Linked DNA regions of Homo sapiens: regions 1 and 2 are each linked to region 3. Evidence: read pairs that join two places in POLR2A ChIA-PET (ENCODE). Cell type or tissue: GM12878. All regions are shown on one strand. Region 1 has its middle 20 kb from the start of ST6GALNAC1. Region 2 overlaps MGAT5B (alpha-1,6-mannosylglycoprotein 6-beta-N-acetylglucosaminyltransferase B). Region 3 has its middle 90 kb from the start of SNHG20.

Region 1 (2,500 bases), 340 kb after region 3:
TACCCTACATAGGTTAGTGATGGGGTCCTCACTGTCAGAGGGTGATCCAGCTTCAAATCCCATGTTAGAGTCTGTTTGTTAGGACCACTCCTGGGACTGATTGCCTGAGCTTGAGTCACCTGGAAACAGGTCCTATGGAGATTTGTGCACAAGCAGTTTAGTGGGGCATGCACTTGGGAACGACACTTGCAAGTGTAAGAAACCAGAATATTATGCCCCAAAATATGCCACTGTGGCATAAAAATTATTTTGAGCTAAAGGCAATTTAAAAATAGCAAACAGGCTGGGTGTGGTGGCTCACGCCTGTAATCCCAGCATTTTGGGAGGCTGAGGCAGGTGGATCACCCGAGGTCAGGAGTTCGAGACCAGCCTGGTCAACATGGTGAAACCCCATCCCTACTAAAAATACAAAAAATTTAGCTGGTCGTGGTGGTGGGCACCTGTAATCCTAGGTACTCGGGAGGCTGAGGCAGGAGAATCACTTGAACCCAGGAGGTGGAGTTTGCGGTGAGCCGAGATGGCGCCACTGCATTCCAGCCTGGGCGACAGAGTGAGACTCCATCTCCAAACAAAAACAAAAACAAAAGCAGCAAACACAGGAAAAGCTTTCTCTACCCTTCCCCTTTTTTGCCTAAAGGCAGGCATAGAAATTCTGCTTTACTGGAGACCACTCGAGACTTACCAGCCCAGAGAGGGCACCAGAGGAATCTACAAACCTTCCTTCCTCCTTTAGTGTTCTCCCAGTTTCCCACCCTTAAAAGCCTACAGCCACTTACTTTTGTCCTATCTCTTACCTACAACTTTATTGGTCTTTTTTGACCATGCTATATAAGCTGGAGGTCTTGGCCACATATTGAGTTACTTTTTGTTGAAGGGCAGGTGATGAGGTTTGGCGGGGTGGTGGGGGTCAAAGCAGACACCAGACCACCAGGCAAGGACAAGAAGGACATGACAGCCGTATTTTCTAAAGCCTTGACTGGTGGGAAAAAAGGGAACGAATTCGTGTTTGGAAATAAGAGAATTTAGACTGGGCGCAGTGGCTCATGCCTGTAATCCCAGCACTTTGGGGGGCCAAGGCACGCAAATCACTTGAGGTTAGGAGTTCAAGATCTGGCCAACATGATGCAACCCCATCTCTACTAAAAACTGCAAAAATTAGCCAGGCGTGGTGGCACAGGCCTGTAATCTCAGCTACTCGGGAGGCTGAGGCAGGAGAATCGCTTGAACCCGGGAGGTGGAGGTTGCAGTGAGCTGAGATCACGCCATTGCACTCCAGCCTGGGCAACAGAGTAAGACTCTGTCTCAAAAAAAAAAAAAAAAAAAAGGAAATAAGATAATCTAAATTGCGGTGGCTCACGCCTATGGCAGAAGGATCACTTGAGCAGAGGAGTTTGAGACCAGCCTGGGTAATGAAGTGAGACTTCATCTCTACAAAAAATAAACAATTTAGCTGGACGTTGTGGCGTTGCTGTAGTTCCAGCTATTCAGGAGGCTGAGGGGGAAGGATTGTTTCAGCCCAAGAGTTTGAGGCTGCAGTGAGCTATGATTAAGCCATTGCACTCCAACCTGGGTGACAGAGTGAGACCCTGTTTCTAAAATAAGAACATTTTAAAAAAACATAATCACCATATCACTGTCACCTTTAATACATGTAATAATTCCTTAATGTTATTTAATATCCGATTATTGAAATTGCTTGGTTTAGGGCGCAGTGGTTTACACCTGTAATCCCAGCACTTGAGCTCAGGAGTTCGAGACCAGCCTGGGCAGCATGGCAAAACCCTGCCTCTATTAAAAATACAAAAATTAGCCAGGTATGGTGGCGCGTGCCTGTAGTCCCAGCTACTTGGGAGTCTGGGGCATAAGTATCGCCTGAACGTGGGAGGCAGAGGTTGCAGTGAGCTGAGACTGCACCACTGCACTCCAGCCTGGGTGACAGAGTGAGACAGTCTGAAAAAAAAAATTTTTAATTTAAAAAATAAGAAATTAGTTGGTTTGTTCAAATCAGAATCCAAACAAGAGCCACCCACTGCAATTAGTTGTGCCCCCAAGTCTCTTTTATTCCACAACAGTCTCCTCATCTTTTTTTTTTTTTTTTTTTTTTTTGAGACGGAGTTTTGCTCTTGTCGCCCAGGCTGGAGTGCAATGGTGCGATCTCAGCTCACCGCAACCTCCGCCTACCGGGTTCAAGCGATTCTCCTGCCTCAGCCTTCCCGAGTAGCTGGGATTACAGGCACGCACCACCATGCCCGGCTAATTTTGTATTTTTAGTAGAGATGGGATTTCTTCATGTTGGTCAGGCTGGTCTCGAACTCCTGACCAGAGGTGATCCGCCCACCTCAGCCTCCCAAAGTGCTGGGATTACAGACGTGAGCCACCGCGCCCAGCTAAGTCTTCTCATCTTTTTTAAAAACTGACATTGATTTGCTAGAGAAGCCAGGTCTTACAGAATATTCACCTGGATTTGGCTGAGGGGGTATGCGATGCACTTCCTGCGCTG
Region 2 (2,500 bases), 93 kb after region 3:
GACCGGGCAGGAGGAGGGGGATTAGGAGTGGTGATGTCCTGCGGAACACCAGGATGTCTCCCAGGGTCTCAGGGCCGTGGGACCTGCAGGCAGAGCAGGTGCTCCCACAGCCCCTGGGAGGGAGGGGTGGGGTTCCCCTTCATCCCCTCCCTGCCCCACTTAATGCCAGTGGCTTTCCCCAGCACTCACCTCTGCAGCTCCTTCAGGGAGACTGTGACCCGCAGGCCATGGCCCAGGACATAGAGTGCAGTCAGAATGTCCGCCCACTGCACCATCTCCCCTAGGGGCCCGCCCTTCAGGACCCGAGGGCTGAACACGTCCCCGGACTCCTCCGTCAGGAAGCCGATGTGGACCAGGATCTGGGTGGGCGGAACACAGAGGGTCAGCAGAGAGGAGCAGCAGCTCTGAGCCCCGCCCCCCCGGGGCACCGGCCAGGAGACCAGCCGGCAGCAGACCCTGTCTCCAGGCTGGGCCCCAGCAGGTGCTTTCCGGCACCAGAGTGACCAGATCGGGCACTGGGGACACGGGCGAACAAGATAGTCACGTGCTTGCCCTCATGGAGCTAATGTTCCAGATGGAAGAGGTAGACAACAGTGAACACAGACAAGAGATAATTTCATGAAATGATAAGGGCTCTGAAAGAAATAAAAGGGCAATGTGAGAGCCACGTAAATATCTACTGGGTGGAGGGAGGGAGGGAGGGAAGGAAGGAGGGAAGGAAGAATGGAGGCATGAGCTAACGAAGCTCCCCAGAACATTCCCAACTTTCCAGGCCAATACCATGACTTTTCTGCCTGACATGAACCAGATGTACACAGAATGCAGGACCTCTTGGGGGCTTGTCATTTGGTCCCAACCTTGAAAAGGGCCAGGGGCCACCACCACAGACATCTATCCCGACTCTGCCATCCCTACCCCTCTCTCCCTCTGATCAAATTCAGAAGCCCACTACAGCTTGTTTGAAGACCTATTCCATGCCCACTCAGAAGTGGGGGCCCTGAGCTTTCTCAGCTCCTGCACATGAGGGGGCAGGGGCCACGCACCTGCTTCTGGTCCCTCTGGGTGGCCCCCAGCTTCTGTGCCAGGCGCTGGGCAGCCAGCGCCCACTGGGCTGTGAGCCTCTTGGTCCGCTTCTTCATGAAGATCAGGGACTCCTTCCCGCTGCCCATCAGGTCCAGAAGGTGGGACAGGTTGCTTCGGAAAACTGCCTGGAGGGGTCCAGACCTCAGCTCTCTGCCCCTCAACCTGCGGCCACCATCATTCCCCGCTGGCCTGGGGACAGGGGCTGGCACCCTCCCATGAGGCTGGGGCCTGCTCCAGCTTCTCCTGCACTTTCTAAGGGGCTCATTAGCCCCCAAAACCAGGGAGCCCTGCCCGCCCTGTCAACACACCCTCCCCAGCCCAGCTCTAACCATGGGCCCCTAGCCCTTCCACGGAGGTGGCCAACCATAGCAGTTTCCAGGTTCCCAGCCATGACAGGGAGGCAGTGAGGGTGGTGGTCATAGCCAGGACTCCGATGGCAGGGGACAGACGTGGCCACCACAGCAACTATGCGCCTCGAACCCATTAATTCAATTGTAAACCTCAGATGCATCGTCTGTCAAATACGATCATACAAGGATGGCTGGGAACTTTAAGTGCAAATAAAGCATCTGGACACAGAAAACCCTCAATAAGTGACAGCTGCTATTACTACTATTCTAGTCCACTAAGGGGGCATCTCCAGGCCCCCCACCTGCCCTGCAAACAGGCCCAGCTTGGTGGCATCTCAAAGAAGGCAGACAGGCCTTGGCAGGCTGGCCTCCCGTCTGCCCGGTAGGGTGGGCTCGGACCTGCCCACACACCTGGCAAGCAGCTCAGTCTCATTCCCTCAGGACAGAGGTTTCTGTCCACTGTCCTTAAGAATGTCCAGCCACACCAGCCCCTCACCGGCCCACCCACCTCCCAGGCCCACCTGGACTTTGGGGAGGGGCTTGGGTGCCCTCTGGGCAGCCGTCTGGTTCCTCCAGGGCAGCGGGGGGCAGAACCACTCGACCTCACTGAGGTAGATGAGGAAGGAGCACTCGGTGCCGTCCACCCCAAAGAAGGCGTAGCAGGGGTCAGAGGTCCAGCGGGCACGCATCCACTGCAGAGAGGGCCAGGCTGGGCAGGGGGCTGCGCCAGCCCCACTGACCCTCGGGGACTCCCCCGCACGTGCACCCCCAGGGGTCCTGAGGTCAAGGATGGGGCCCATGTGGCCCACCCTACTGATGCAACAGGGGACAGGGCAGAGAAGAGATTGAACCAGGACCCGCCTGAAGGACCCCAGAGATGGCAGGGGCAGGACCACCAGCCCTCATGTCTGGAAAGAGGAGAGACTGGGAGAGAACACTGGCTCAAAGGTCTGGGGCAAAGAGCCAGGAGGCCTGGCTGTCTCCCTCTCCCTCTGGTCCCCGTCTCCCTGCTACCAGAGCAGGATTGGGCTAGAGGCCAAGGTCAGGGAGCAGCCTCCAAGGCGGCC
Region 3 (2,500 bases):
GCACAACCACCGTCTCATTTGATAATTTTCTAGAATGACCTACAGAACTCAGGAGAGTGCTATACTTAACAATTATAGTTACCGCAAAAGGTTACAAATTAATGGCCTGGCGCAATAGCTCACACCTGTAATCCCAGCACTTTGGGAGGCTGAGGCAGCCGGATCACAAGGTCAGGAGTTCAAGACCAGTCTGGCCAACATGGTGAAACCCCACCTCTCCTAAAAATACAAAAATTAGCCAGGCACGGTGGCGCACGCCTATAATCCCAGCTATTGAGGAGGCTGAGGCAGGAGAATTGCTTGAACCCAGGAGGTGGAGGTTGCAATGAGCCGAGATCAAACTACTGCACTCCAGCCCAGGTGATAGAGCAAGACTCTGTCTCAGAATATATAAATAAATAAATAAATAAATAAATAAGTTACAAATTAGGACCAGCCATGGGACAAGATGCACAGGCCAAAGTCTGATGGGATCTAAACGCGGAGCCTCTGGCCATCTTCTCCCCAGGGAACCCTGGGCGGTCTTCCCACCTCCTGGCCCTAATGCCTGACAACATTCAAGAGTGCTTCCTGCCAGGGAAGCTCACCTGAGGCTTTGGGGTCCAGAGCTTTTCCTGGGGCTCCATCACACGCTAACCATGTGACTCACCTATCCTCTTCAGTCCCTCTGGAGGTCGGCACTGATACGGGATGTCCTGAGGCCCCCATCATAAACCGCATTGCTGGACCCTCCAGGGGCCAAAGCCCTTGGGCAACAAAGACACTCCTGTCAGGAGGGACATGGTGTGGCCTAGAGATCACCCTCCTCCGCGGTAACCAGGTCAGAGGCCAGGCATTCTTTGGGTCAGTTACCTCTCCTGCACGCAGTGTCTAGCTCCTAGGGCTGTGAGGGTTCTGCGAGCTAATCCCTCAAAGTGTTTGTTGCAGTGAATGCTTGATACATGTGAGTTGCCATCATATCACAGCACTGTATTTAGAAAGGGCACTGTCTCAGGCTGTTAGAGCAGGGCTGAGTTTTGGCTGGAGAGATGATGCTATAGATACCAGGGACCCTGCCCTGTCAGGTGCAGGATTTACAGCAGGATGAAGGAGAACCGCCCCGGTCTCTTGAGCCCCCTCACCCTCTCCCAGAACCCTAGAAGGGAGAGTTTCCAAGAGCACAGCGTTCCCAGCCAGTGGACCCTCAGAAAATAGAAGTTGACCGAGAGTCTAAGATGGGCTTGAGCAAGGCAGTTTATCAGGGCTTTCAGCTGGAGCAGCAAGGGGGACAGTACAGGAAGAGACCTGCAGCTGGCTCCCCAAAGCTGGTCGGACTGTTGATTTATTTTCCTTCCGGCCTCCTCCAGATGACATCATTGCATGTTTAGGGTGGTCTGTCCATCATGACTGCACAGTCTCTGTCACGCTTCTTCACGCGACGCATGTCTCATTAGCATCTCAACTTTCCATCCGGGGTATGATGTTTACCATTAAAATGAAGCAAAGGTACAGTTAGGGCGGGCTAGGACCTTGCTGGGGATGTGCATTTGGGGATTGTGGAGAGTCCCTACTGTTAACAGCCACGACATTTGTGGTTTAAGCACTCTGTGTGTTTTAGATTTACTTGGCCTATTTTTGTGAAAGGAAGCGTTTGTGGTTACAGGGCTGCATGGCTGAGTATGGCTGCAGTCAGCATGGTGTGTAAGGAAAACAGGGACCCTTCCCCCGTCCCTGTTCTGCTTTCCCCAGCTGTCTCAAAAAGGGCACTTACAGCGGGGCGCCAAGCGAGGGGAACAGGCAGCTAAGGCTGAAGACCCAAACTCCCGACGGCTCACAAGCAGGGGTTTTGTTTGTTTGTTTGTTTGTTTTGAGACCGAGTTTTGCTCTTGTCGCCCAGGCTGGAGTGCAGTGGAATGATCTCGGCTCACTGCAACCTCCGCCTCCTGGGTTCGAGCGATTCTCCTGCCTCAGCCTCCCGAGTAGCTGGGGTTACAGGCACCTGCCACCACGCCTGGCTAATTTTGTATTTTTTAGTAGAGACGGGGTTTCACCATGTTGGCCAGGTGGGTCTTGAACCCCTGACCTCAAGTGATCTGCCCACCTTAGCCTCCCAAAGTGCCAGGATTACAGGCGTGAGCACAGGCAAGGGTTTTTAAAGGCAGGGATGCATTTCAGGAAAGCGAGGGGTGCATTGCAGGTAAAGTTGTAAACCCATACATGGAGGCTGTACCTCAGTGTGGCCATGGGCATGATTCTCCAGGCCTCTCAGGATGAAATTCTGAACAAAGAACGGCAGTCAGAGTGCCGCCCTCGGTTCCCCACATCTGAGGTCTATAGGATAGAGGCTGGCAGTGGGGGTTTCTGAAAAACAACTCGAGAACATATGTGAAGATGTTATCTTTAGTTTCTGTAGGAACCAAAACACCTTGTTCCTCTGGCTTGCTTGGGAGGCTCCTGTTGCTCTCATCTTGTTTGTTGCTATCTTCCTGCTTATCCGGCTGCTCATTTATTCTCCAAGGCT

Evidence for each region. ChIA-PET counts read pairs that join two places held together with the same protein. Peaks named below come from ENCODE experiments on the same cell type or tissue, not always from the same donor. Only the 100,000 strongest peaks of a DNase experiment are listed, where the experiment ranks them.
Region 1: POLR2A ChIA-PET joins it to region 3 with 5 read pairs; 2 of 35 experiments call an interaction of 5 or more read pairs at or near these places.
Region 2: POLR2A ChIA-PET joins it to region 3 with 5 read pairs; 3 of 35 experiments call an interaction of 5 or more read pairs at or near these places.

Annotation. Positions count from the first base shown.
Region 1 is chr17:76,662,059-76,664,558 of GRCh38, reverse strand. No RefSeq gene overlaps it. Among named protein-coding and RNA genes, the nearest start is that of ST6GALNAC1, 20 kb to the right of the region's middle. In GM12878, no CTCF peak of the experiment used is centred here; no DNase peak of the experiment used is centred here.
Region 2 is chr17:76,903,877-76,906,376 of GRCh38, reverse strand. MGAT5B (alpha-1,6-mannosylglycoprotein 6-beta-N-acetylglucosaminyltransferase B) reads right to left here. Exons shown (of 18, transcript NM_001199172.2): 6 at 1,955-2,125; 7 at 1,044-1,208; 8 at 190-359. Among named protein-coding and RNA genes, the nearest start is that of MGAT5B, 37 kb to the right of the region's middle. RefSeq lists enhancers at 1-280, 281-892. In GM12878, no CTCF peak of the experiment used is centred here; no DNase peak of the experiment used is centred here; H3K27me3 peaks cover 121 bases.
Region 3 is chr17:76,997,324-76,999,823 of GRCh38, reverse strand. No RefSeq gene overlaps it. Among named protein-coding and RNA genes, the nearest start is that of SNHG20, 90 kb to the left of the region's middle. RefSeq lists enhancers at 1,338-1,417, 1,373-1,913. In GM12878, no CTCF peak of the experiment used is centred here; a DNase peak (open chromatin) is centred at 1,503; H3K4me3 peaks cover 830 bases; H3K27ac peaks cover 1,340 bases.